Regions from separate parts of the Homo sapiens genome. Here all the other regions are linked to region 2. Evidence: chromatin contacts called from ENCODE Hi-C or POLR2A ChIA-PET data. All regions are on one chromosome and are shown on one strand. Each heading gives the region's core, a stretch centred on a gene start or an enhancer-like site at or near the end of the contact. The rest is flanking DNA. Distances are from core to core; before and after follow the strand shown. Region 1 has its middle 11 kb from the start of MIR3679. Region 2 holds the start of UBXN4 (UBX domain protein 4). Region 3 has its middle 21 kb from the start of MGAT5. Region 4 has its middle 20 kb from the start of TMEM163. Region 5 overlaps MGAT5 (alpha-1,6-mannosylglycoprotein 6-beta-N-acetylglucosaminyltransferase). Region 6 holds the start of MGAT5 (alpha-1,6-mannosylglycoprotein 6-beta-N-acetylglucosaminyltransferase).

Region 1 (3,577 bases), core at 154-2,653, 1.6 Mb before region 2:
ATGGAAGGTAAAATTAGGTTGTCACATGAGTTTCATAACTGCACAAGGTTTCAGGGAAACCTGTGAACTTGCATGGGAAAATATTACACTTTCATTTTCCCTAACTTCTAGCCAAAATTTGGCAATTCTTTCACTTTGGAAGGTTGGACATAAGTCACAGTAGTATTAGTGCTGTTTGTGACTTTGTCACCAATAGAAATCTAATATTTTCATGTCACATTAGAGATGATTAACAGGTGTGTTGAAATACCAGTATTCATCACCACTTTGAAATTACGGTGGTTGTTGCACCTGTTGCTAGATAGTATTATTTAATGTGTTAAGATACAAGCTGCAGGTATTGCCATTTACCAATTAAAAAAAAAATTGGGGGGCCAGACGCGGTGGCTCATGCCTGTAATACCAGCACTTTGGGAGGCCGAGGTGGGCGGACCACTTGAGGCCAGGAGTTTGAGACCAGCATGGCCAACATGGCAAAATCCTGTCTCTTACCAAAAATAAAAAATTAGCTGAGCGTGGTGGCGGGTGCCTGTAATCCCAGCTACTAGGGTGGCTGAGGCAGGAGAATCACTTGAATCCCAGAGGCAAAGGTTGCAGTGAGCTGAGATTGCACCACTGCACTCCAGCCTGGGCAACAGGGTGAGACTCTGTCTCAAAATACATGAATAAATAAAATAAATAAATAAATATAAAAAATATTTTGGTAACAGTATTTCAATATCATTGATTTCCTCTGCAGTCCTGTGTATTTTATTTTATGCATTAAAAAAGTCTTTCTGAGAAGGAGTCCATAGGCTGCCCCTAGTTTGCCAAGGGGTACAGTAGAATTGTGGTGTGTTCTAGACCCTGCACACCCACTGCTCCCCTTTCCCTCCTCTTCATCAAGAGTTGACCTCCTCCTGACTTGGGCTTTCTCCAAGGCTGTCAGGTGCGTTTGTAGAGTGGGTGTGGGCTTATCTCCAACTTTTTATCTTAGACCTGGTCAAAGAATTGAGCTCTATTCTTGGCTCACTGGTTTATCATATCCAGGGAGGCAAGTTTGTCAGAACGTTCCTCTAGCAAGGCCATATCTGTCACTACAAGGTATGTGATTCATTTAAAGCCAAATGTCCTAATTATCTGAATCCTAAACAGAAGTCTGATTTCAGCTTCAGTTTCAGTTTTTCAAGTGGAGAAAACCCACAGACATTCTGCAGGAAAATGCCCTAAATACACATTAACCCCCTGTTTTCCTCTTGGTATGCTTTAAGGTTATATCATCGACAACAGCACTCTAAGAAATAGGTCTCTGCCCAAGAAATATGTTGTGCACATGGTTGCCAGGGGTGTTTTCCTGTTGGCGTATGGCTTTGGACAGAGGGGCATCCCCTAGGAATTGGGGCTTGGCTTGGAGGTAGTCAGCGCCATAGGAATGCACTTCCTCTTGGCTTCCCGCTTGCCACTCAGTGAGTCCAGCCCAGAGGGTGCTCTGCCGCTGCTGTACCTGGATTTCTGAGAGTGGAGTCAGCCCTTTTCTGTTTCTGGAAACTTCTCTTGATAGGAAATGACTCTGTCCACAGAAGAGCTTATTGTACTGCACCTCGTCAGGCTGCAGACTTGAAGTCATTGCTGTGCTGCCATGGGCATCTCTTTCCACTTGTAGCTATATTTAGAGCATGAAAATGCTGAACATTTCCTTCCTGTTTCTTTAGAAGTCAGAGCGGGGAGGGATTTCTTGTATTCAACACAAATCCCTCGGATAACCATATGAAAAGATAATGGGAATAATAATTTTTCGTTCTTTGTTTAAAAAAATATTAACGCTGAAGCTTGGACTAGAATAGTCTCTATTTTTTTTTTCTGCTTCATTTTTCTATGTTATTGGTCAGTTTTATTATTGAGGCAGTTACATTACATTATATTCTTACTGTTTAAAGATAATGTATTTGTATTTAACAAGTTTATCAATGAAGGGATAGCATCTCGCCTTTCTTTTCTTTTTTTTTTTTGCAAATGGAAATAGCAAAGTTATGTTGCTTTCTGAGTCACTGATTGATATTACAGATTTGTGTTCAAGATTGTTGGCACAATTAGGCCTGTTTTTTTTTTTTTTGTTTTGAGACAGAGTCTTGCTCTCTTGCCCAGGCTAGAGGGCAGTGGCGCTGGTCACTGGTCACTGGTCTCAAACTCGTGGGATCAAGTGATCTTCCCACCTCAGCCTCCCAAAGTCCTGGGATTATAGAGGTGAGTCTGACCTAGGCCTAATTTTTAAAGTGAGATACCTAACATAATTTTATTAAGAAGCTGTTCTTCTATCATTGCCCTTTTTTTTTTGGCTTGAGAAAGCAAGAAATTCACCAAATTTACTCGCTAAGAGTTAGTGATTCAGTCTGTAGGATCTCTGACCACTCCCCTCCCCCACTCTGAACCACATTCACTCAGACTGTTTCATATTTTAATCCTACTTTGTGGAGAGCATAAATAAAGTCCAGAAGGTCTAAAGTGTAGGAGTTAAAGTACCCATGTGTGGTCCATCTTCTGGTCAGATGGATGACAGAATTAATTGTGCAGCTGCTGGACACGGATAGATCCCATTACCATTTTATAGACCATATCACAGTAGAAAGTGGAAAATATAGGTCCTGTCTTCAACTTGACAACCAAAAGGTGAGGACCTCACACATGCAGATGAATACTTTCTCTCTGAGAACAGACCTTTTGGGCATGGTAGCTGGTGTACTGGGAATACTGGGTCCTCCTGTTACCGTGTCTTGTGCACACTGTCTAATGTCATGCTTGGGATAACCATGTATATTAGCTTCCCTTATTTTCACCGGACAAACGTGAAACTTATGAGGGAAAGTGAAGTATGTTGTCTGGGGTGACTCACATAATAAGCAAGGTGGTCATATAATTTATCATCCAAATCAGGATGCTTTTGAGAGTGAAGAGGGGTGCTATTGATGATTATGCTGGGATAACAGGCATAAAAGGGGATATATGGTCCCCCTACTGATAAGGTACAGATTGGGGGTTAAATGCAGGTCTCTGATCTTAAATTGTGCCTACTTTCCATTACATGCTGTTAGATCAGGCCACTCTGTCTGCAAATGAATTGGTAAGGCACAGATGGAAGAACCTTCTGAAGATGAGTTCTGCTCTAAGAATACAGCCGAAGAGAAATTCTCTAAGGCTAGGCGAAAGGTTTTTTTGGCCAGAGAAATGTCTACTAGAGATCTTCTTTCATGTAAAAACATGGAAAGGGTTTTGTTGGAAAGACAGTTTCTTCCTTCATAAAAATGGTTTTCCATTGTTTGTTTAAAAGAATGGGTCTGCTTTAGCATTTATAAGAAAGACGGAGTAAGAGTCACAGAATCTCATATCCAGGGCAAACATCTTCATAGCCTGTGGCTGTTAAGATCCAGAATGGTAGATGAATTCTTTAATAGTAAGGTGTGTAGATACAAATTTACTACTCTTGTTTTTAGCACTCTGGCCGTGGCTGCTATCAATGAGGCAATTTTGTGTATGGTATAATCTTACTCTGAGATGTTAAGGTAAAAATCCCAGCCCTCAAATACACTGCTTTGCCACACTG
Region 2 (3,766 bases), core at 909-3,408:
ATAGTCTTGCTCTTTCGCCCAGGCTGGTGGGCAGTGGTGCCATCTTGGCTCACTACAACCTCCACCTCCTAGGTTCAAGCGATTCTCCTGCCTCAGCCTCCTGAGTAGCTGGGATTACAGGCATGTGCAATCACGCCCAGCTAATTTTTGTATTTTTAGTAGAGATGGGGTTTCACCACGTTGGTCAGGCTGGTCTTGAACTGCTGACCTCATGATCTGCCCGCCTCGGCCTCCCAAAGTGCTGGGATTACAGGCATGAGCCATTGTGCCTGGCCAACTCTTCTGTTTAAAATTTTTCAATGGCTCCCTGTAATCCTTAGAAAAATGTCTTAAAATTTTTAACATGATTTTCAAGACTCTGTATCATCTGATCCTTGCCTAGCTTTCCAGCCTCACTTGTACCACACTCCTCTTTCTATGTTATAGCCACACTGGGCATTTTTTAGTTCTGCAAGTGCACTGTGTTTGCTTGCTTCAGAGCCTCATGTGGAATAGCCTTCTCCTTCACCTACCTAGAGTTCCCCGACACGTCATTTCCTCATGAAGGCCCTTTCTGACTCCACTAGCCCATGTTCGGTCCCATCCTCATACACTTCTGTAGCACTCTGAATTACCCTTCTGTGACATTTATCATCACTCATAATTACTTATTCAATGTCTGTCTTCCTGACTAGACTGTACAGTCACAAAGACAGGGCCTTCTTCTGACTGCCTCACCTCCTTATCAGTGCCAGGCACAATGCCTAGCTCATAAAAGATGAGTGATAAACACTTGACAAATGAATATAAAACTATGAAGGATTCTTATTTAATTCTAAAATTAGAGATAATTAAAGACATAGCTCTATTGGAATAATTTCTAGATTGATCAAATTTCCAGAAGTCCATTAAAGTTGATGTTAAAGGTCAATTCTAATTTTTCTGTAGGATTGTTGTCCTATAGAAGCAACTGTCCCTAATCAGCATTATGTCTCAGTTTATAATAACACTATATACGAGAGGCCTGATTGGGAAAAAAAGTACAAAAATCGGAGTGCAAATAATTAGCTATTTTTAGGGAAAATATCTGTAGGAAAGGTGGTATATTCAGATGTATCACTTCCTTTATCTTGCAAAGATTGTCAGATAGATGTACTGCTGGAGGATAAATTTAATTGATGTAGAATTTAACATAATAGTATATGCAACTTTAAATAAACCATGCAAGCCTTTAGCTAATAGTTATTACAGACCATGTGATTTCATGAAAGTATTAAATATGGATCAGTTTTCATTTAATGGCAGCCAATCACAAAGCGCCACATCTTGATTATAGGACATTCTCCCAGAAAATTGGAAAATAAATCACTATCTAGTCTCTTTTGTATTACCATGGAAAGTAGCTGGAAAAGAAATAATCTATTCTCTGCTTTGTGTTACTTTAAAAAGTAGCTGTGGCAATAGCCTAACGCGTTTTGAAGTTTTGAAATGATCTCTATCCAGTGTCTAGGAAATTGCTGAAGGCCTGCGTTCTACCAATTCCTCCGCTTAGGCACATGGACTACAGGTTATTAAAGAAGGTGACTTGCGGTTTTTATCCCGTTTTTCTGCAAGGTTGGGCTACGTTCAGAAGAAATCAAAGCCTCGGAGTTAATCCCGACAAAGCCCATTTAGTTCCATGCGAGGACTATTTCCTCCACACTGAGAGTCTCAACGAGGCCGAGAATAGCATATGCCAGTTGGAGTGACACTTATTTCTCCCTCTCCCCTTTATAGAATGTGTAGTGGCCCTCACTACTGCCCCCTTTAGCTGTGCCTCAGAACCCACAGTTACATGCTCCACAATATGGAGGCGAATAAGCCTAAGTGGACTACAATTCCCATCATGCCTCACTGCAGGCGCCGCCGACGTGTCTTAGCGGTTAGTCATCCCTCTTACCGCTTTCCTCCACTTCCTGGACTGCGCGACCGGAGGCCTAGCGGGCGCGCGCCCGCACCATCGACTCGCCAACGAGAGAAGGTCCTGGGGCACGGACACCGACGGGTTGCGACTGTGACGTGAGGTGTTCTCGCGCGCGCTAGCGCGCGTCTCCGGGTGCCGCTGACGGGCGTGCGCGCTTGTGCGGAGCCGGAGGTGGGGGCCGAACCAGCCAAGGTTGCGGGGGCCGCAGAGCCGGACGAAGACGGAGGGCGGAGCCGGCTTCGGGACTGCGGAGACTACACACCGAGCGAGCGCCTGGGCCCGAAGGGAGCGATGCTGTGGTTCCAGGGCGCCATTCCGGCCGCCATCGCGACGGCCAAAAGGAGCGGCGCGGTCTTCGTGGTGTTCGTGGCAGGTGAAGGAGGCAGGGGTTCGAGAGGCGGCCGGGACACCCCTCCGGCCTACCTTCATCCTCTTGTATACCTCAGCCGCCGGCCCGCCCTCCCCGAGACGCGGGCTCCTGTCGGCTCGCACAATTGCCACTACTACCCCGCGCCCCAGGGACGGCTGCGACTCCGCCGCCAGATCCCCCAGAGGGGCCATGCAGACCCTCAGCGCCCTGCTCCTTCAGGCCCCGGGCGCCCCCAGCCTTTCCTCAGTGTCTGCGAGGCCCGGGCTGCCGGCCCGTGGCTGTTCAGCGCCTCCCCGGTTCGTTTGAGATACAGTGGGCCTGGCCCCACCGCTGCGTCTCCCGGCAGCCGGGCCGGAGGCACCGTCTGGCCCTGGTCTCCAAAGCGCCCCGAGGCCCGCCGAAATCTCCCCGCTCGGGGCGACGGACGCGGCCAGCAGGCCCCAGCCGCCCAGCCCCGCTCGTCGCCCCGAGCCTCTCCCCTGCGCAGCCAGACCCCCGCGACCCTCTCCCTGACGTCCCTCTCTGTCACCAAGGACCCTCTTTGTGCTGCTTGAACGCCCGTTTCGTTACTGCTGTTTAGATGGAGGTAGGAACGGGCCATTAGGCAAGCAGTTGGGTTGTAATTAGTTGTGGACTGTCGGGAAGAAAGCTGTGTCATCGATAAGCAACAAAGAGAAACCACCTGATGTTCACGGTTACTGGTGTTAGTACGTTCCTGAAACGTAAACTTTTGAGCTGAATAGAGGTTTAATTTTTCTTTATGGCAGTCTTGGTAGGGGATCTAGTGTGAAATAATGTAAGTTTAAAAAAAATCCATTAGTTTCAAAGAAAATAGACGTTCAGTCCTTGGTTTCTTCCCTTTGTTGTCTTCTTAGGCTAAAATCTACACGACTTTGAGAACGTTTATTAACTCATATATTCTCTGTTGCTCTAGGCTATTTTGCTCCATATTCTCCTGTTTTATTACTGAAATCTTGTAGATTTACAGTGAACTCCCTGCCTCTACGGTTCTGCTCATACTCATTACATGGACCAAATCAATGTTTGTGGCTGTTGTTAATTTGAGGTGTATTTCTTCAACTATTTGTGTTTAATAACGGTTTATTCATAATTAACTCGTCTTTTAATAGCTCTATAACTTTATGCACTGCAGTGAAGAACGAATTACTGAAATGTGAATGTCATTTAGCATTAAATTTGGAATTTATAATTGTTTTGTTACGCCAAGTTTTTAGCTCAATGCTGTTTATTAGAAGAGCTTGAATAGTTTAGATTCTGTGATGCTGTCTGGGGGTTATATTATACTTTACATAAATTAATTCTGTAATCCCGTAAGGAAAAAAATGGATTGAAAATGAAAGGAAAAGTAAATGACACTATGCTTATTGTGTACATTAGTAGGTTTTTGACATTTTAAATTGTTTTTCTCCTAATATCTCAGTTGATCCTTGCAG
Region 3 (3,434 bases), core at 216-2,715, 1.5 Mb before region 2:
GTTAGGAGGTGGTAGCTAAAGGGTGTGGGTTTCTTTTGGGTATGATAAAATGTTATATGAAATTCTCTACAGCCACACTACCTTGAATGTGTCCAATCTGTTCTGATATTGGAAGCTAAGCAGAGTTGAGCCTGGTTGGCACTTATATGGGAGAAAAGTTATAAAGCTGATTGTTGTAATGCTTGTACAACTCTGAGCCCAGTAAAAACCATTATATTGTATATTTTAAGTTGGTTAATTGTATGGTATGTGAATTATATTTCAGTAAACTGTTACAAAAAGGGTTTATAACCTAGACAAATAATTATCAAATAAACTGCATTCCTCTGTGGTGGGTGGTAAATGCTTCCTGTGTAGCAATGTACAAATTCCTATGTCAAGATCTTCATAGGCTGTCTTGATGTCTTCTCATGTGGAATTCTTCCTTTCACTTTGGAACACCATTTCTTAAAGAGATTATGGCAAAGTGAAATAATTAGTTGCTTGATTTATTGATGGATGATTTCCCTCATTCACCCTCTGGAGTTCTTTTAATAGAAATGTTAGAAACCCAGACCCTCTAGAACCTGTGGGGAGCAGCTTGGTTGAGTAGCTCTCTACCCACTGGAGGTATTTGGGGAAAGATCACTGGGTTTGTGGCTGGCTGTGAAAATGATCAGACCAGGGCGGGGCCAAGTGGCTGACATGGCTGAGTAGTGGCTGGTCCTTCTTGCCTGCTGTGCCGAGTTGTCTGTCCCCTGGTACTTTACACCCAGTGAGTTGAGGAAGAAGGAATTACCTCTCTAGACAAAGATCGTTCTGTCTGCAATATATGATATAGTACTATTGCTCTGTGGAAGCTTCAGGCAGCCATCCTCCCTCACAAACCAGCTCCTCCATTTTCCTGTCTTGGTGAATGACATGTCACCTTTTCCTCAGCTGCCCAAGCTGGAAGCCTAGTGGTCATTCTATACTCCTCCTCCTCCTCCTCGTCTTCCCTCATTCCTTCCAGTTAGTCATTGCCCACTGTCCTGCTGATTTGACCTCTTAAGTATTTCTAGCATTTGGTTTCTTATTATGACTGGACTGCCACTACCCTGTTCAGGCCTTTATTGGACTCATTTCTCACCCGGATTTTCATGAGCCACCCTTCAAACCCATCCTCTACACAGCAGCCAATATCAAATATGGTGGCCTCAGCACTGTTAAATGTCTTCAGTGATTTACCTGCCATTTGGTGGTGGTTCTTACTCAACAGGGGAGGAGTTTCAGATCATCTAGGAACCAGAACCCTTTTCAAAGTATTTAGGTGTATATCCTATTCTGGACCCATTAGCTGAAGAGGGGCCTTGGGAAAGGGCTTCTACATCTTGAAAAATCTCCCCAAACAGGATGATACCCAATAAGTAATGCTTAGAAAACAATTTATTTTGAAATAATTTCACAGGAAGTTGTAAAAACAGTACAAAGAGACCCACGGACCCATCCTTCCCCAGATTTCATGCTCTGTTACAATACCAAACCAGGAAGTTGATACTAACAGGTTACTGTTAATAGACCACAGACCTATGTAATGTTTTTTTAATGCCCATTTTTCTTGTTAGGTTGGAGTGTGGCACTTCCTGCTAACCTGAGATGTTAGATTATTTCTTAACTGGTGCACATTTTCATTTAAGAATGGCATGGGTCTTCTTGATTCTGTGGGTGGTGGTTGTTATGGTGTGTTATGGTGTGTCTTCTTGTATGTACATGTGTGTGAGATATTGGTGGCAATTACCAGTTTTTCCTTGCAGAGTGAATTATATCCCCAAAGAGTTTGCCAAGAATACATTTGAGTAATGTAATTCTGTCTAGTGACCTAAGGTCATAACTTTCTTAAGTTAAAAAGTTAAAACTGCCACAACAGGTTTTATGCTAGAAGAATAGTATAGACATTGATTCTTCTTGAATCCAAGATTCAGTTAGCTTAAAATGATGTCATCGTGAGTTGTTTTCCAGGTATGTGTAAATCTGACTTTGTTTTTTGTAGATTGTAAAATATAAGGGTACAGGGCTGGTTCTGTGTTTTATTTTGTTTTCTGTACTTGTTTTATTCATAAGTCTAAAATATAGTGTCTACCAGGGAATGGCTCTATGCAATGAATCACAGTGTAGTTTTGCTTTGAGAGATGGGGTATTACTATGGGTCATAATGAATTCAGTGGAATGGATTTCAGACTTTTAGGTGCTGACCCAGAAAATTCTTTGAAGTAGCAATCTTTACCAATGCTAGGAATTGGGCTAGTCTGCTTTGCTTCCTCATCAAAACTGATGGACAAGATAGAAAATGCCTTTTTATCAGTTACAGTAACATTTTGCTGACACTTGGTGCATTTTTTTTATGTGTTTCACACAGATATGCTTACATCCTTTGAGAAAAGGAACTGAAGGGAAGAAAGAAAACCACAACTGCTTTAGAATAAAACTAGGTCAGCAAAGGCAGATCTTAATGTATTTAGATCAGGCAGAAGGCTAGGTCCTTCCACCTTACTCACAGAGGCCTCTGGGGCTCATTGTAGGAGTCATGAGACTTCTCCAGTAACTCTCATCAAGGATCGGTCACTAGACTAGGCCCTTTGCAAATTTAAACCCTGCAGGTAGACATTTTACAGATAAGGAAACTGGATCTTCATTTCTGTAACTTCAAGAGGGCACAGGGCTGGCTTATGTCAGTGCAGAGATTTTAATCTGAATCTAATTCCCAAGCCTCTCTGCCACACCAGATTGCCTCTCTATTCATGCACAACACTCTAGGTTTGACTCTGGCTCTCTTGAATAATTCCGAAGCAGACTTCTAAGAGAGGATTGCAAAGGCCAACTTCTTTCACAGCTGAGAAGCTGCCTTCTGAGGTGTATCTCTGAGTGGAGAAATCAGAACGCTAGATGCTATGTCCTTTCATGATGGGTAATAATCTCATTAGAGCAGGGAGACTTTGTGGTCTAAAGAGAGAAGGAAACAGTCAGTTGAAAGTTGCTCATGTGTTTCATTTTTCTGTGTTTCTCATACTTTGTTATTGATGTGATGAAGTAGTTGGGGGCTGAGAAGGAAGCCGGGGATTGGGGGCAGGGGTTGGTGGGAGTCAAGACTTACAGGTTCTTCCAAGAGACTCCTAGAGCAGTGATGCCTATAGTTTGCAAGGGCACCACCAGCAGCCATCTTTATTAACCAAGGGGGCTACAAGGACTTTTCCCAACAGATATTAAGTAGTTAGTTCACAGAAAGATTTGAATCTCTTCCTTCAAGAAGTTTGAGTCTCAACAGGGAGCAGATCATAAAGCTAAAAGTCAAATGTATGTATATATCAAGAATTATAAGACTATGGGGGTCCATACATAAGACACAGCAATGTGGCTCTGTCCTTCAACTAGGGTGACCAACGGGGACAAGTTTGTTCACCCTACCTTGACAGTCTTTG
Region 4 (3,334 bases), core at 600-3,099, 1.0 Mb before region 2:
CCAGCTTCTAAAGGTGGCCGTCACTCCTTGGCTCCTGGCTGAATTGCTCCAATCTCTGTTTTTATTGCCAGTTAGCCTTCTTCTCTCTGACTCTGATTCCCCTGCTTTCTTCTTATAAGGATCTTTGTGATTAAAATAAAGCCACCCAGATAAGCCAGGATAATCTCAAGGTGAAACAGACAGAAATCGATGACAGAGCCTATGCTGGCTTGTGTCAGCAGGAAGGACAGGGTGCACCAGGTGTGGCAGACCCTGAACTGCATCACTGTTGTTAGACTGCTGTTTACTCTCTCCACGCCTTGCTGCTGTCACTTCCTGAATGTCGGCATACTGTATATTACCTCCGAAGGGTCTTTCCCACATGGCAGGAAAGATGAATGCTGACAGCCCTAGATTTGAATCCTTCTAAAAACTCGAGAGGCAGGAGGCTGTCCTTTCCCTTAGTTTCTATAAAACAGTCCCAAGGAAGGGCTCTAATTATCCTGGCTTGATAATGTATGCAAAGTTCAAGTCTGGCAGGAGGTTTTGCACAAACCCAGCTTCCAGAGTTCTGCGAGGGTTCTTACTCTGGGGCTCAAAGCAGCCCTGGCTGCTGCAGCAGTCCCCACGCCATCAGGACAGTTGCAAGGAGAAAAAAGGAGCCCCAATCCCTCACCACTTGCATTTTTTGGTCTAGTCTGGGAAGACAGAACATTGGCACAATTTATGAAAAGCAACTTTGTTACTCACAGTTAAGCAGCAAAAATCAACAGAAACCCAGGGTCCACCATGAGCAGTTCCCCAGGGTTCAGGAATGCTGCCAAGGGCAGATGCAGTCTAAGCATGCCTCACATTACACTCTAGCTGAGGGACTCTGAAAGCACTCCATCCTGGGTTTATATACCCTGGGTACCACTTGGACCACTGAATGCAAGCACTGCAGAACATCCTATTCTAGAAGGAATAAGAATGTAGCCTGGATTGCTCCAGACATTTCCTCCTTATTACAGGATTTTCAGTAGTTTCTGTCTAGGAATGAAAAGCAAGAAGGGGAAGAGCTGGGTCGGCCAAGGTCATCCAGGGACTTATGTTCCTGCAATGTGCTCATTTCTGAGCCAATCTCTGTAACCAGCCAGGGATGGTGCCCTGGTTCAGCCTGGGTCATGTGTCCACACTGTGGGCAAAGCTGGAGGGCAGGATTACTATCAGGAGAAGGCACAGGAAGAAAATCATGCTGGGCAAGGCAAATTCATGGTTACCTCAGCCTCCAGCTTGTCTGAGAGTGTCCCATGGCCATGGTTCATGATGGGTGATGGGCAACCAGGATGAGACAGAAGCCAGGGAAAGAATGAAGATAAAAAAGAGTGGGCCCAGAGGAGCACAGCCCATGAGATTGCACCTCTGGTCCTTGGGAGGCAGTGGTTTCAAAGAGGGGCACTGCAGATGAACACTCCCAACACGGCTAAGGAGGTCAGAGACATGCCACATCTCTAGGACAAGATGAAGTGGGGACAGCCACCTCCAGCTTCACGCTCCCGCTCAGCAAAATATGGACAATAGTTCTGGATTCATAGGGCTTGTCTGAAGTTCTATAGAAGCAGGACCTGAGACACAGATTCTTGGTGCAAGTGATCTCAGAAAGAGAATGTGAGTGGCAAGATAGAAAGAAAAAGGAAGCCAAGAAAAATGTAGATTCAGCTGCATTTTAACCTCTCAGTCTGATCCCACCTCAGCCTGATCCCACCATAGCATGAAGAACACCACAAAGTTATGCAACCTTGAGACAAGGCACCAGACTTTTGCACCCCATATCTGTCACTCATTGTCTGTGGCCACCCCTAGGGGGAAAGCAGGCATTTCTAGGCAAGGTGGCTCCCCTTAGCTGAGCATTCAGAAGAAGGAAGCAGCTGCAACCTGTGAGCAGCCAACACTCAGCTACGGGGTGGTGCCTGGCAGATTAAAGTGTATCTGGTGGGGGCCCCAACTATACCCCTTATGGGGCTATTGTGAGATAATGAAGCTCAAGTCCTATCACAAGGCTGGGAGTTATCATTGTCATCATCATTATCTTATCCCTGTTGTAGAGAAGTAATAAATAGTAAGCATCACATAACACATGCCTCTTGGCTGGCTGCTGCACAGACATACATAGGCAGTAGGAATGTACACAGTCCTTTGTTCATATCCTGTGCCACCCCTGCCATGGACTAGTTATGTGATTTGGGGTGCCAAATTTAGCCCCCTTGAGCCTCAGGGTTCTAATCCATAAAATGGGCTAGGTAACCAGAGCTGGGCTGTTGCAAGGATGACATGAGGTCATCCCCATGGTGCTCTAGGTGCGGTTCTTGGAACAGAAGAAAGCATTCAAGTGACTGTGGGTCATCAGCTTCTGTGGTCAGACAGTCTAAAGCTTCAGCTGACACACATGGAGGCCAAGAAGACACTGGCTTCACGAAAGGCAGTAATATGACTGTGTATTATGTAAAAGATGAAGCCAACTGTGTTTAAGGAAGCAAATCCATTTTCAAAAAGAGGATGTGAAAACAAAGCCTCTAAAGACGTCTGTCTGTTACTCATCAAGACTGTGCCACGGATAGGGCCTTTGCTGTACAGCACCTCCTCAAATGCTCACACAGGCCACCGCTCAGAACAAAGGGGCCTCACCCTGGGCTTCCACAGAGATTTGTCAGCCCGAGGCCACCACCTTTAATTTGGTGGATCAGCTTTTCCTGCCTGTAATCAAAGAGGATAGGATGTGTGTCGAGGTATAGATTAGTTGGGGCTGCCCTGCCCCGCACCCTAATAAAGGTGTAGCCATGAACCTTATTTAGTCTCTCCTAAGCCTCATTTCCTTCTTAGTTAACGGGGGAAAATAATATTTGCATTTAGGATTATTTTAGAGAACTAAATGAAATGGTATTTGTGAACACTTAAATCAGTACCTGGTCTTACATCAGTCCATTTGAATCAGCACCTGCTGCCAAAAAGCAACTATTATTGTGGTTATTGATGTTCATTTTTTCAACCAGTATTTACTGTCTACCATGTGACAACATTGATTTTGGTGGTGGGAAGACATTGGCAAGAAAAAAACATGAGGGTCCTGTGCATAAGAAGCTTACATTCAAGCGAGGAGAGATAGTTAACATAGAACCACGAAAACCTACAGGATGCGATAGTCACATAGAGAATTAAAATAGGACGATGAGACAGAGTGATGGAATAGATCCCTGAGTCTGGCCTCTACTTTAGAAAGGCCTCTCTAAGAGGTGAGGTTCAGGCTGAGATCCAAAAACCCAGATGAGGCCAGGCACGGTGGCTCATGCCTGTAATCCCAGCACTTTGGGAGGCCAAG
Region 5 (3,691 bases), core at 288-2,787, 1.5 Mb before region 2:
TTAATTTCTCCATATTCACTTTCTGAAAGGGCTTGAAGGGCCTTCGTCAAAATTCTCTCCTTTTAGAATGATGCTTTGAATTTTAGAAAGACCCATTCTGTCTTTCTCTAGTTTTGTGATCTTAAGTGAGGAAGTGGAGCGAATAGGATTGGATCTGTGGTTCTTTGTCATGTACCTGAAATGGGGAAAAGGTAAAAAGTATACATATCTGATCATGAAAATGCTTGCCTTCTAAGGACTGAATGTCTGATATATCTTTGTTCTGCCCATAGTGTCTTGATTGTAGCCTTACCTGTTGAAGATAATTCAGTAAATATTGCTCACATGGATTGGTTTCTATTGGAGGGAACAGCATTTGGTTTCACCACCTGGAAGAGTTTCTTCTTATAGTTCTTCTTCTCAATTTACATTTGTGGTGATTTGCCTAGAAGTCGGACTTGGTATTTCGTTTCCCTAGTTCTCAGACCTTAGCAGACACCGCCTAAGAAGTGGGACTGCCTTTTTTGTTGGTCAGGACTGAACTTCCCATCAATGGTTATGGGATGTGGAGGCTTCATAGGATGTGATAGTTACAATCCTAGATGTGATAGTTACAATCCTAGATTGTGATACTTTAGAGGACAAGAACATTGTGTAGCTCTCTACGGGGTAGTGTATGTATGTGCATGTGTACACATTTATTTATACTCTCAATAAAGAGTTGTCATTCAAGGTCAGCTGAATAACTGGCCAGTGCTGACTGTTCCTTAAAAGCCAAAACCATAATGATAGCATCCAAGTGGTGTTGTGATGACTTAATAATTGCAAGGTCACTTGGGAAGCAGAACCACAAAATCAAAGGTACAGGTATAACTCAAGCGACAGTTTCCTGGTATTTAATCCAAGTTGAACTTACAGCAACCCTGCATTTTTTCCAAAGTGGGGAGCGATATGCAACACTTTCTAGTATTTGGGGTTGAAGTGCAATGTATTTGAATTTGGAAGCTGTTCTTAAAAACAGCAACCATTATTATTATTCTTACCATTTGAAAGTTGAAAATGAAAAATGTCCCTGCTGAGTTCCAGGGCTTGCATTTGGAAGTGCAATTTCCCCCTCTTTGTGCTGCTAATGGACCTTGAAATTTAGTTGTACCTGTGCTCTTTCCTTGTATGTGTACCCATGTCATCAGTTTGTGTTGAAGTAGCACCTGAAGTGTCCCAGCTCCACCCCTGGGCAGTGGCTCAGCAGATGACTTTCCCAGGGTCAGATACTGGTATGTCAGTGAGATCCCAGATGCTACTGAGAGACGGGAGAGAGATGAGATTGCAGGTGGCTTCCTATTAAGTTGAGCAAGAAGCAAATATGTTCTGTCTATCTACCTGTCACTTTCTGTTTTGTTATTTGCAATGGTAACAATAAATATGTGGACCCTTGTCAGAAGCTATTCTTTTGGTATCTTTACAGAAAAATGCTTGTCTTTGTTGGTATGGTTTTCACTTTGTGTGGTCAAGGATATTTTGTTTTTATTTAGAAGAAGAAAGACAGTTCAGAAGTGATGGTGATCTTTGAGGAAGTGAATTTATAGCAGTGATTAACAGCTGTGGGCGATTTTGCCCCCAGGGGACACATGTCAATGTCAGGACACATTTTGGTTTTCACAAATGAAGAGGTGCTATTTCCTTTTTTTTTTTTTTTTTTTTTTTTTGAGACAGTCTCGCTCTGTTGCTCAGGCCAGAATGCAGTGGCACTATCACAGCTCTTTGCAGCCTCGACCTTCCATGTCCCCACCCCCTGCCGCCTCAGCCTTCTGAGTAGCTGGGACTACAGGCAATGTGCCATCATGCCCGGCAAATTCTTTTTTCTTATTTTTTGTAGAGAATGGGGTCTTGCTATGTTGCCCAGGCTGGTTGGGCTCCTAGGCTCAAACGATCCTCCCACCTCAGCCTCCCAAAGTGCTGGGATTACAAGCATGAGCCACTGTGACTGGCCTATTTATTTCTAATAGATGAGGACAAGAGATGCTGCAAAAAGCATCCTACAATATATAAGACACTGCCCATAATAGAAGTATCCAGCCCCAAATGTCAATTGTGGCAGGTTTGTGAAATTCCGATCTATGAGATACTGTTAGAATCTGGTGCCAGCAGATATTTTCACCTATGGTTAGTGCAGAAAGACGCCTGAGACGCTGAAGTTTCCTGATTGCCAGCTGAGACCTAAAGTTCCTTTCCCTTTTCCTAGCAAGGCTGTTCACAAGCCCCCCCACCCCCGCCGCCCGCCAATCTCCACCTCATTTAGCTTTGCCACTGGTCTTGGAGGCCTCCAAGGAAAGAGATTTTAGAAACTCCCAGAAGACTATTTTAGGATCCTGCCCTTAAGGAACTCCTTTCCTGGCCCACAGTGTGCTTTTGGCAATGTACATTTTACTTCTGCTTCTATAGAAGGTAATTATTTCTTCTCGTGAAAGGACCACTAATTCCGGATAACAATGGTACAAAGTAGTCTTAGAGAATGGGTTTAAATTGCAGAATGTTTTAGAAGAAATTCTTTGTTATTTTAAGCAAAGTATATAATTATCAAGATATGAGAGAGTAAATTAAATAAGTTAAAGAAAACAAGACAGGTCCCCAAAGATCTACTTTACATCAGAAAATACCCTTGACAGCATACTTGGAGCAATATTGAAGAAAATGAGACTAGAGAGTTAATTGGGATTTGTGATGCATTTTCAATGTTAAATGAAGGAGTTTCTATTTTGTTCCCTGGGCCGTGGCAGTTGATGAGAGGTTTAAAGTAGGAGGATGAATAGGTGTGAGGTCTGTATTTCCAGAGAATAATTATGGGCCATGTGGAGTGAAATGCATATGAATGGGTGAGAGAGACTGCATTTAATCTTCAGTTAGGAGGAGAATGCCCTGGGTTAGAGATGTTCCTATGGCCCAGGGAGAAAGAATTTGAGACCCACGTTAGGGTGAAGCTGGTGTTATGGGGACACGGACAGACCGTGGGACAGGGCAAGGGAGAATTTGTCATAATTATTTCCAAGGGTGTAGCTTGAAGGATAGCTGGGTGACTCATTATTGAGGAAACAACCCAGCAGAGAGACAAGGTTCCATGAGGACTGTAGCCACAAGCCATTTGTTTCAGAATATCGGTTTAAAGGCAGTTGAAACTTTGATGCTAGTGTTGAGGGGATGAGGGACAATGAAAGGCAGCATCTGTGGAACCAGACTGGCTCGGTTCAAATACTGGCTCCACCACTTCATAGCAGTGTGACTTTGGGTAAGTTTCTTAGCCTTCCTCTGGCTGAGTTTCCCCATTTGTAAAATGGGGGAAATAATAGTAGTGTCCATTTCACAGTATTGTTAGGAGGTATATTAGTCCATTTTTACAGTGCTATAAAGATACTACCTGAGACTGGGTAATTTATAAAGAAAGGAGGTTTAACTGACTCAGAGTTCCACATGGCTGGGGAGGCATCAGGAAACTTGAATCATAGTGGAAGGGGAAGGAAGGCACGTCTTACATGGCGACAGGAGAGAGCGAGCGAGAGAGCAAGGAAGTGCCACACTTTAAAATCATCTGCTCTCCTGAGAACTCACTACCATGAGAACAGCATGAGGGAAACTGCCCCCATAATCCATTCACCTCCCACCAGCTCCCTCCCCTGACATGGGATTAAAATTTGAGATGAGATTTGGGTAGGGACAC
Region 6 (3,452 bases), core at 894-3,393, 1.5 Mb before region 2:
TCTGTTATCTCCTATGATAGCAACTTTTTAGCTTCTGCATGTGAGATTGTACGGTAGTTGCCTTTCTGTGCCTGGATTATTTCATTTAGCATAATGTCCTTCGGGTATATCCCTGTTGCTGCAAAAGACAGGATTTCTCTCTCTTTTTCTGGTTGAATAGTATTCCATTGTCAGAGAAGTGTTGTAAGACTAGGAAAGGAACACTGCAGGCTGGAGCCCTGGGGAAAGTGGTCTGAGGCAGGTGGTGGGACTAGAGCTGGGGTCTGGCAAACAGGCTGGGTTTGATTGTCAGCATAATAGAGAGCACTCATGTGCCAGCTGGGTGGGAGGAGCAGCCGAGTGAAGAAGGGGAAGCCTCTCAGGAAGCATGTGCAGGGTTTATGGTAATGAGCAGACCAGCAGGTACGTAGTGGGAGAGGGGTGTGATGGGGCAGAGGAACTTACGTTATGATAGTACAAGACAGAGGTTGAGCCTCATTTTAATAGGCATTGTGGTGGGTGTTGAATAGTGATGGAATGTATGGGTCTGGAATCAGGCTGCCTGGTCAAGGGCTCTGAAACATGAGTGTGCATCAGAATCACCTCGAGGCTTGTTAAAGGATAGGCTGTGGACCACATCTCCTCAGTTGCTGATTCAGTGGGTGTGGGTGGGGCCTGAGAATTCACATTTCTCACTGGTGATGCTGCTGTTACTGAGTTTGGGACCACATTTGGAGAACCACTGGTCTAGAATTGAGAGGTTGGCAAACCTTCTCTGTTAAGAGGTAGATAGTAAATATTTTAGGCCTTCTGGGCTACAAAGAGTATCTGTTACATATTTTTTATTGCTTTTCATGACCCATTAAGCATATATATATCATTCTCTGCCATATACAAACAGGCTGTTGGGGGAGTGAGGATGATGTAGGGAAGGTGGGGCATGGTTTAATAACCCCTGGGCCATGCCTAGATGATCAGTCCTCTGCCACATAGCTGGCTGACCTTTGCCAAGTTAATCACCTTTTACCTTTATTTTCTCATGTTTCTAATAAAACAGAGACGATAATATTCATACTTCTTACCATATAGAACTTCTGAGGATTCAGTGAGCAAAGCCACAAAAGATGGTATGTCACAATATCTGGGATATAGCTAGAATTTATAATTTATTTTTACTCTGTTGATAGGCAATGGGAAAACAGTAAGAGGCAGACCAACAGTGATCCAGGGCTCTGAAAGCTAATTGCTTCAAGATCCTGCTACCATTTTCTTTTGGGCCGCTTGCAAAGAAGAATCCTTTGACTGAAGCATGTATGTACACTCTGAAGTACAGCCTGGGTTAGTCTCTTATAAGGGATCGGATCATTGCTCAGCCTCTCCCTTGAGTGGCACTTAGAAAATGGCGCTATTCGTAAGCTGACTGGTATTGGGCCCAGGACTCTGGCTGAAGGGGTGGGCATGCTGGTAACCATTTGCAACCTATGCTCAGGTCCTACTTGTTGGGAAGCCCTGATTGAGAAGAGTGGCCTGGTCTGTGCTGGCATTAGATAGGATCTGGCTGCATTAATATTGAAACTACTCTGCCTTTTAATGTCTCATTTTGCCTCATGGTGGGAGTGAAAGTGAGAACCACAGAAAATCTGCCTGCCAGGTGTTCCACATTTCTTGTGCTACAGCATGCAAGTGAGCAGTGAGGTGTACCTTTTCCTCATGTAGCTGGGAAAGCAATACCCCTGCTTGTACCTCTGGCATATCTTCTCTGTGCTGGTGCACCTAGAGAGGTTGCCTGGTGGCCCTGAGAGAGCCATCTCATCACTAAACACTGATGGTGAAAGCTGGCCATGCTCAAATAAGATGTAGCAATCTACCTCTTCTTTGTCTAGTTACCCCCAAGGGGGCATCCACTTTCTTGCTCACCTCACCAGTTGCATGTTCTAGTCCTTGCCAGAAGCACATAATAATGACTTTGTAAGCTTAAGTTACAGGCACACAAAAGGGCCTGATGGTGATATGACTCCACCCTCCCCGTTTTTGCTGACATTCCGCCAAATATCCTTCTGTCTCCTCCCCACCTTGCAAAACAAACTTCCTGTTTTGAATTTGGTCCAGGCTGGAACAGCCCCACTACACCTGTTAACACACGCAGACGCACACTTCCCCCTTCATAATTGCTTAGCTTCTTGTTGCCTAGCCAGATTTCCCCTCAGCTTACAGTTCCTGAATCATAAGATATTGAACCAGCAAATTTAAGAGTTGACATTTTACTTAGAGGTATTCAAGTGAAAACATGGCTTCTGGTTTATTTTGCTGTATTGTGCCATGACCACTTGGCTAATTCTTCTCCTCCTTCACAGCAGAATGGAAGTGAGGAAAGGCAACCAGCTGACACAGGAGCCAGAGTGAGACCAGCAGACTCTCACACTCAACCTACACCATGAATTTGTGTCTATCTTCTACGCGTTAAGAGCCAAGGACAGGTGAAGTTGCCAGAGAGCAATGGCTCTCTTCACTCCGTGGAAGTTGTCCTCTCAGAAGCTGGGCTTTTTCCTGGTGACTTTTGGCTTCATTTGGGGTATGATGCTTCTGCACTTTACCATCCAGCAGCGAACTCAGCCTGAAAGCAGCTCCATGCTGCGCGAGCAGATCCTGGACCTCAGCAAAAGGTACATCAAGGCACTGGCAGAAGAAAACAGGAATGTGGTGGATGGGCCATACGCTGGAGTCATGACAGCTTATGGTAAGCACTGTTTCTGGGACCTCTCCATTAAAGTGTGCCTTGGCCTTGAAATGGCCCTAGAAGCTCCCAGATATGGTCTTGTCATGGACTGAATGTCCTTTGCCACTGCCTTCATAAGCAGTGAATTGCACACAGAGAGGCATCTTTAGGAAATTAAAGCAATGCCATTTTGGGGGTTCTGAGCTGGTGTATGCAGACACACTTTCCCCTGGAGTCAGTGGGTTAGTATAGTTAGGGCTCTATTGGTTGTGTTTGCAGCTAGCTCCTTCTCCCTGAACACATTTCAGGAACCATGTGATCTCATGTGGGAGTGAGTTCAGGGAATGCTGAAAAATATTCTCATCTTTCCCTAAACAAAACTTAATTAAGGCTGGTGGGGGTGAGGTGAAGAGGATGGGGAGGAATGTTCTATGGAAGCCAGTAAACTTAGAGCCAATTGTGTTCCTCCCTCCAGCCAATAAATATGACACTGGCACTTGCATGCTGGTGAGTTTTAACCTTTGGCTTCTTGAGGTTATGTTGCTCTTCTTCTTGCCCTTGTCTCTAACTGCCCTCACTTTGAAAGGAATCTTTGTGTACTTGTTGCTTTTTCTTTAAAGAATTTTTTTCAGAATTCTTTTTGAAATCAGAAAGAGTAAAAAAATACACATATGGGATGTAACTTATTTTTCTTTTATGTTTAATATAGAAAAAGTTGGAAGCTGTAGACAAGCAAAAAAAGAAAAAAATTACACAT

What was found. A loop is a pair of places that touch in the nucleus more often than their neighbours do. ChIA-PET counts read pairs that join two places held with the same protein, here RNA polymerase II (POLR2A). Pooled maps may share reads with other maps.
Region 1: a loop to region 2 is called in a pooled map, with 2.3 times the contacts of the local background. The contact joins the enhancer-like site here to the promoter of UBXN4 in region 2. A Hi-C loop is called at or near these places in 2 of 168 maps with a recorded cell type or tissue (CD8-positive, alpha-beta T cell and naive thymus-derived CD4-positive, alpha-beta T cell) and 4 of 50 pooled maps. POLR2A ChIA-PET finds 5 or more read pairs at or near these places in 2 of 52 experiments (HEK293 and naive thymus-derived CD4-positive, alpha-beta T cell).
Region 3: a pooled map shows a loop between it and region 2 (6-fold over the local background). The contact joins the enhancer-like site here to the promoter of UBXN4 in region 2. A Hi-C loop is called at or near these places in 5 of 50 pooled maps.
Region 4: a loop to region 2 is called in a map of OCI-LY7, with 6 times the contacts of the local background. The contact joins the enhancer-like site here to the promoter of UBXN4 in region 2. A Hi-C loop is called at or near these places in 1 of 168 maps with a recorded cell type or tissue (OCI-LY7), 1 of 37 single-sample maps with no recorded cell type and 2 of 50 pooled maps.
Region 5: a pooled map shows a loop between it and region 2 (4-fold over the local background). The contact joins the enhancer-like site here to the promoter of UBXN4 in region 2. A Hi-C loop is called at or near these places in 1 of 37 single-sample maps with no recorded cell type and 2 of 50 pooled maps. POLR2A ChIA-PET finds 5 or more read pairs at or near these places in 1 of 52 experiments (OCI-LY7).
Region 6: a loop to region 2 is called in a map of naive thymus-derived CD4-positive, alpha-beta T cell, with 4 times the contacts of the local background. The contact joins the promoter of MGAT5 here to the promoter of UBXN4 in region 2. A Hi-C loop is called at or near these places in 1 of 168 maps with a recorded cell type or tissue (naive thymus-derived CD4-positive, alpha-beta T cell) and 4 of 50 pooled maps. POLR2A ChIA-PET finds 5 or more read pairs at or near these places in 1 of 52 experiments (T-cell).

What each region holds. Positions count from the first base shown.
Region 1 is chr2:134,135,913-134,139,489 of GRCh38, forward strand. It overlaps a transcript of MGAT5 not described here. Among named protein-coding and RNA genes, the nearest start is that of MIR3679, 11 kb to the left of the region's middle. Within about 2 kb of position 1,404, at least 17 of the 41 ENCODE cell types and tissues checked have a DNase peak (open chromatin) inside an H3K27ac peak, as active enhancers do.
Region 2 is chr2:135,739,697-135,743,462 of GRCh38, forward strand. It overlaps UBXN4 (UBX domain protein 4), which reads left to right and starts at 2,159. Exons shown (of 13, transcript NM_014607.4): 1 at 2,159-2,315. The coding sequence starts at 2,234. LOC107985946 (a long non-coding RNA gene) reads right to left here and starts at 2,948. Exons shown (of 1, transcript NR_163478.1): 1 at 1,133-2,948. RefSeq lists enhancers at 1,777-1,906, 2,237-2,296, 2,625-3,400 and a silencer at 2,697-2,746.
Region 3 is chr2:134,231,131-134,234,564 of GRCh38, forward strand. It overlaps a transcript of MGAT5 not described here and the pseudogene RNA5SP104. Among named protein-coding and RNA genes, the nearest start is that of MGAT5, 21 kb to the right of the region's middle. Within about 2 kb of position 1,466, at least 9 of the 41 ENCODE cell types and tissues checked have a DNase peak (open chromatin) inside an H3K27ac peak, as active enhancers do.
Region 4 is chr2:134,737,567-134,740,900 of GRCh38, forward strand. No RefSeq gene overlaps it. Among named protein-coding and RNA genes, the nearest start is that of TMEM163, 20 kb to the left of the region's middle. RefSeq lists an enhancer at 2,220-2,439. Within about 2 kb of position 1,850, at least 5 of the 41 ENCODE cell types and tissues checked have a DNase peak (open chromatin) inside an H3K27ac peak, as active enhancers do; they include OCI-LY7, where a contact is called at or near this core.
Region 5 is chr2:134,273,919-134,277,609 of GRCh38, forward strand. All of the region lies in intron 2 of MGAT5 (alpha-1,6-mannosylglycoprotein 6-beta-N-acetylglucosaminyltransferase), which reads left to right. Among named protein-coding and RNA genes, the nearest start is that of MGAT5, 22 kb to the left of the region's middle. Within about 2 kb of position 1,538, at least 3 of the 41 ENCODE cell types and tissues checked have a DNase peak (open chromatin) inside an H3K27ac peak, as active enhancers do; they include OCI-LY7, where a contact is called at or near this core.
Region 6 is chr2:134,251,929-134,255,380 of GRCh38, forward strand. It overlaps MGAT5 (alpha-1,6-mannosylglycoprotein 6-beta-N-acetylglucosaminyltransferase), which reads left to right and starts at 2,144. Exons shown (of 16, transcript NM_002410.5): 1 at 2,144-2,716. The coding sequence starts at 2,476.